Regions from separate parts of the Homo sapiens genome. Here region 2 is linked to region 1. A link is a loop called in an ENCODE intact Hi-C map of the cell type or tissue named here. Cell type or tissue: endothelial cell of umbilical vein. All regions are shown on one strand. Links, peaks and the distances in the headings refer to the core of each region. The heading gives the core; the rest is flanking DNA. Region 1 has its middle 140 kb from the start of CPMER. Region 2 has its middle 110 kb from the start of LINC02554.

Region 1 (2,910 bases), core at 211-2,710:
GCCCATACTCCTGACACTGACATTCTCCCTCCTTGCCACCTCCCTGAGAAGAGAGAGACAGCCCAAACCCAGCCTATAGTCGCATCAGTACGGGGCACTATAATGCAATGTCCTTGCCGTTGACCCCAAGCCTCTGAAATCTGGACTGGGGAGTCTGGGGTGAAACAGACCAAAGCCCGGGGTTTGGGAGAAGTAAATGTTATATTTGGGGGCACTGGTATTTGGACCAACTGGATGCGTCTCAGAAAAAATTCCATTTTGTTCATCAGTAACCCCAGAGAAAAATGTCTTAGGGCAAAAAGGAAATGTCAGAACAGGCCTGCTAGCAAGAAGACAGAACAATCTTTTCATTCCTGTGTTCCGCTACATGCTGCCGATGAAGAAGCTGGTTAAGTTAAATATGAGACATTTCCAGCCAAGATTTGTAGGAGCCGGTTTCCAAGCTCAATTTTGCCACTGACTCTCAGTGTGATACGAACCTTAGTTTCCCCATCAGCAAATTGAGAACTAAAGATATCTTTAAGATTCCTTTCCATTTTAAATGTGTTCAGTCCCCAAGACACCCTCGAGAGGCCAACCTGGCCTGGCTGTCCCCATTGCACGCAGTGGAAACTAAGGCTCAGGAAGGGCAGAGGGCTAGCCCCCAGTCTCGTGGTAGCTTCAAACTGGACTCAGCCTTAGAATTCCTGCTTGGACCACAAAATTCAGCTCTCGTGGCAAACTGCCCCCCGCACCATGAGAGCCCAGCAACCTTGCAGAGCAATGGGTCCCTTTCAAGGGTCTGGCTCCTCTTAGCCTGGGGCCGGATGGTGTCACGGAGACATCTGGGGGCAGTCTGGCAACCCCCTCAGCCTCTGGGTCTCTGAGACATCCTGGGCCGTGGCGCACATCTGGCTAGTTGGCCGGAACCACAGCAAACATCTGTGGGAAGGGAGGGAAGGGAGGAAGGAAGCTGGTGCTCCCAGGGTCTGAGGGACAGAGTCCTGGCCCTGCTCCAGATAGCCAGGTAAGCACTTTGGCTTCAGGTTTTGGAATGTGTCTATGAGTCAGTGCATGCACACACATGGTATACGTGTGTGTACGTGTGTTCGTGTAAGCACTGTGTCCATCGTGTGTTGTATGTGCATGCATGTTGCATATGCATATGTGTTCTTGTGCTGCATCCATGTCTTTGTGTGTATGTTGTCTGTGTGTTTGCATGCACACATGTATTGTGTCCGTGCTTGCTTGTGTGTACATACATGGATAGGTGGATGTGTCTAGGTGTATGTAACAGGGATGTATAGCAGCAAAGACTGAGCTTGAATTCCAGGCCCACCACTTCCTGGCTGTGTGACCCTGAACCAGTTAGTGTACCTCTCTGGGTCACTAACAATAGCACCCACCCCATTCAGCTCATGAGGCTTTGGGGAGCTAACCCATGAAGACCAATGAACACTGGCCCACAGCAAAAGCTGCATAACTGGCTGCGATTATTCCGCTTCTTTTCCTGCCGGCTGCGTCTCTGGGTGCCGCAAAGATCCAGCCATCAGGGCCGGCTGCTTGTTGATGGGCCTGCATGCCGCCCCCCGTAAATTCAGGAATCGCCTGCCGCAGGAATGCCATATTTCTATCATCTCCCAGACAGCGTCAGCCTTCTCTGAGCTGTTTCCCTTTGGCTCACAGCCAGGTTTAAGAGTTTTACGAAAATTCCCAAGACCTTTAGCCGTCTCGACTTGAGAAGACAGGGCTGCTGGGCTGGGGAGAAAATGAGAGGCTACTGAAGGCAGGAAGCAGGCTGCATTCCTGGTCCCAAGGAGGTACGGCTGGCGGGAGGCTCAGAAAGCCCAGGACATTCTTCTCCAAGTTAAAAATACGCAGCACGTCAGCTGCAGCAAAGGCCTCTGCAACCTAAATCTATTCCAGAAAGCGGAAAGGTACAGCAGCATAGATGTTTCAGGCTAAGAGGAAAAGAAGGCCGTTCGGTCCCAACACTGAAGGCTCCCAGCCAACCTGTGTCCTCCGCACCGTCACCCCTGACAGCGGTGTTCCTTCCACCAAGTCCGCGCGTCCTTAGCGACATTCTCCAATGCACAGCACCCAGATCTGGGGTTCAAATCCCAGCTCCACCCCTTACTGTGTGTCCTCTGGAGACTTGCTCTACCTCTCTGAGCCTCAGTCCTTTCAACTTTAAAATAGGAACAAGAAGGCATTCCTTAAGAGGTGCGCTGAGGGTTAACAGAGATGGTGTCTGTGAAGCGGAGCCTGGTCTCCTTCCAAACTCAGGCAGGGCCTACCCCTGGGTGAGCTCCGCCTCTCCTGACATACACACTTGTTTGAGGGGCAGGGAATGCCCCAGGCTCGGGAGTCAGGAGGTCTCAGCTGTGTTTGCTGTGTGGCTTTAGGCAAATCACTGAACTTTTCTGTGTGACACTCCCATTTCCCCACCCATGAAATAAGATGGTTGAACTGGATCAGTAAATCCCAAAAAGAGGTTTAAACACCCCAGTGGCTGGGAGATGGTGGTACACAGGCATAAAACTTTTTGTTTTTAATTCTCAAATATTTATTTTTATGTGTATTAAAAATATCATCACTTCCAATTTGGGATGTCATGGATATTGTTGCTAAGGCTGAGGCTAAAATCTTTTTTAAGTGAGTTAGTGTAAAGTGGATTTAAAGAATGACGTTGGGTTAATAATGGGGCAAAAACTACCTAGGTGGCCATGAAAGACCGAGACTGGGGGATATTCCACAGAGAAGGTAATCTCAACCCCTGGCTTCTCTCCTTCTTGGTTTTGATATTATAAGTAAGGACCTGGCACAGTGGCTCATGCCTGGAATCCCAGCACTTTGGGAGACCAAGGCAGGAGGATAACTTGAGGCCAGGAATTTGAGACCAGCCTGGGCAACATAGTGAGACTGCATCTC
Region 2 (2,910 bases), core at 411-2,910, 160 kb before region 1:
TTACTGTCTAGAGCTTTGCCAGCACAAGCTACTAAGCTTCTTTGCCCCATCACTCTGATTGGGGGCAAACTGTGGCCCATTCCATAGATTAGAAATGGTGGGATCAATTCCAGGGCCTATATGGAAGCTTCTAACTCAGACCCATGAGGCTGGGCATCTTCAAAAGAAGAAGCTACACATTACTCATATTTTACAGCTTCTTGCCCACCCCACCTCTATGCCTGGGCAGGACACACCCTGCTGTAAATTGATCCATGTTGGTAATAATAATAATAATAATATGAGCTAGGAAACCAAGCAGTTCTTACCTGCTCCATGCACTTTACATGTATTCCTTCATTTAACCCTTGCAAACTTAGCATAGTGGCTGGCACACAGTAAAAGCTCAATAAATGTTTGCTGAATATATGAATGAATGAATCAATGAACAAGGCGAGTCTCTTTACTCTGGCCCAGTGCTGGGATTCAGACAGACCCGGGCTCAAATTCTTGCACTGCCACTTACCAATCGGTTCCCTTGGTCAAGTCACTTCCCTTCTTGGAGATTTTAGTTTTCCTGTCGATAAAGTAGGCGTGATGATATCTTCCTATCAGGTTGATGTGAGATTTCAATGAAGCTCCGCATACAAAATGCTTGCATGACACCTAGGGTGGCCCAGAGTAGAAACAAAAGGTTTTTGTTATTGCTATTGTTGTGGATGATGTCATTGTCTCCATCTGTCCACTCGGCTTGCAGTTATGGGTCAGGAATTCAGAGACCAGAGGTCACACATTGGTGATCTGGAGACCTTGTCCAGCTCCCAGATGTATTTTGTTTGGCTAATACAGCACTTCATTGATTTTTTTAAAAAAATCTAATTAGTTGCCAATATTTAGAGATGGGGAGATTTCGCGTAAAATACACTTTGGGGTCTCTCTTGGAATTTCAGATGTTTGGACCACATGAGAATTATATTCACCCAGAGCAGCTGGGCTTTGCTAGAGCTGAGAAGAACCCACTCCCTTATTTATTTATTTAGTTATTTATTTATTATTTTTTGAGACAGAGTCTCACTCTGTTACCCAGGCTGGAGTGCAGTGGCATAATCTTGGCTCACTGCAACTTCCACCTCCTGGGTTCAAGCAATTCTCCTGCCTCAGCTTCCAGAGTAGCTGGGATTACTGTCGTGTGACACCACACCCGGCTAATATTTGTATTTTTAGTAGAGATGGGTTTCACTATGTTGCCCAAGCTGGTCTTGAACTCTTGGACTCAAGTGATCCTCCTGCCTTAGCCTCCCAAAGTGCTGAAATTACAGGCACCCGCCCCTTTAGAAAGGGTATGAGCTCCCATTCTGCCCCAGTCCCCGCCGCTCCCTGTTGCCTCACTCTTGGCCAGCTCCATTCATTTACGTAGTTTGCCTACCACTGGAGTATTTTCCATCTGGAAGCCCTGCTCTAGATTTTCTCTTCCATGAGATCCACCAAGAAAGCTCCAAGTCACAGTTAGCCAAATGGAGTTAAACAAGAAGAAGAAAAACACACACCTCACAGTGATGGTGTGGCCACTTCTCCCAATTTCACAGCCTGGGCCCAGAATGGAGTCGGCACATCCCCTTCAAAGCTCCATCATTCTGAGGATGCTGAATGCCACTTTCCCACCCATGCCCACTGGGGAAGCCCACAGAAAGCCCCCTAAATAGCCCTGATCCCTCCAGGAAAGGGGAGGGCACACCGAGAAAATGGCTCCCATCTGACCAGCCTGGGCACAGCTTCTTGACTCTAATTGGGGATGTGGTAATTAGATGATGGCAAAGTACACCCCAGGCTCAGCTTTCAGCCCCAGGTCCCACCAACAGGCCATCCCACTTGGAAAGTTTGCCTGACATTCCTGAGCCGGGCCGCCTTGCCAAAGAAAACTCAAGCGAGGCTTGTCTTGGCATGGACTCAACCCCTAGCCTCAGCAGGAAAACCAAAAACATTTACACAGCTGGGCCTGCGACGCCCGCTTCCCTCAAGAGTTTGTCAGGGCTTGGATGGCTCGGTAGACTCGGGGGGCACTTCTGAAGGGGACTGTGTTCCCGAGCACGGCCAGGCATCGCCAGCCAGACAGAAAACACCACGGCCACCCCCGGGAGGTGGGAAAGAAGACGCAAGAAAACACGCTCTGGGGAGCCGGAGAGGGGCTACCTGGGGACTGGGTTTTCATCTATTCGTTGATCACTGCACGCCTCCCCCCTCCAGCTGCAACCACATCTGCACGGGTCGTCCTGGCCAGCTCACCACCCGACCTGTGCGTGTTGGCCAAAAAACAATCCAAAGAAGCTGCTTATGGCACGCGGAGCGCCTGGGGCCCCATGCTGACAGCTCTAAAGGACCGCCTCTTCACCGCTCTCTCTTTGCACTCAACTTCCCCATCTCTTTTCCTGGCCGCCTTTCCATGGCATTCTCCGAAGCTCTTCACATTCTCTGTCCTGGGGGCACCCCAATGAGGCCCATTTGGCCTCCTGGTTCTGAATGTCAGGGACTATGAACAGGAAGTCCTGGAGCCAGTGGTTCAAAGCCAGGAGCTCAAACACATTGGTGAACACACTGGGGGTTGCCAAATTATCTGCTAAGTCCCTCGTGAATCCCTCTGGTCCCTCCATCCCAGTGGTCCCCACTGCAGTCCAGGCCACCATCGGTGCAGTGGTGACTGCAGCAGCCTCCTCTCAAACCCTCCCACCTCCACTCCTGCCCTCAGAGTCCATTCTCTGAGCTAAGGATAGCACAACCTTTATTATTCTCTCAATTATAAAACATTTAAAAACTACAGCAAAATGCAGAAAATATGACTTTGCATAATTGAATGATTCACTATCAAGCAAATACCCATGTAACCACCAGCCAGCGCAAGAAACAACCTAAAGCACTTTCTCTTTTTTCTTTTTC

What was found. Hi-C counts contacts between places; a loop is a spot of excess contacts. Peaks named below come from ENCODE experiments on the same cell type or tissue, not always from the same donor. Only the 100,000 strongest peaks of a DNase experiment are listed, where the experiment ranks them.
Region 2: a loop joins it to region 1, with 14 times the contacts of the local background. A loop is called at or near these places in 4 of 110 quality-filtered maps.

What each region holds. Positions count from the first base shown.
Region 1 is chr22:27,575,651-27,578,560 of GRCh38, forward strand. No RefSeq gene overlaps it. Among named protein-coding and RNA genes, the nearest start is that of CPMER, 140 kb to the right of the region's middle. RefSeq lists enhancers at 289-789, 790-1,290. In endothelial cell of umbilical vein, for the core only: no CTCF peak of the experiment used is centred there; a DNase peak (open chromatin) is centred at 1,691; H3K27ac peaks cover 1,091 bases.
Region 2 is chr22:27,418,968-27,421,877 of GRCh38, forward strand. No RefSeq gene overlaps it. Among named protein-coding and RNA genes, the nearest start is that of LINC02554, 110 kb to the left of the region's middle. In endothelial cell of umbilical vein, for the core only: no CTCF peak of the experiment used is centred there; DNase peaks (open chromatin) are centred at 684 and 1,914; H3K27ac peaks cover 2,483 bases.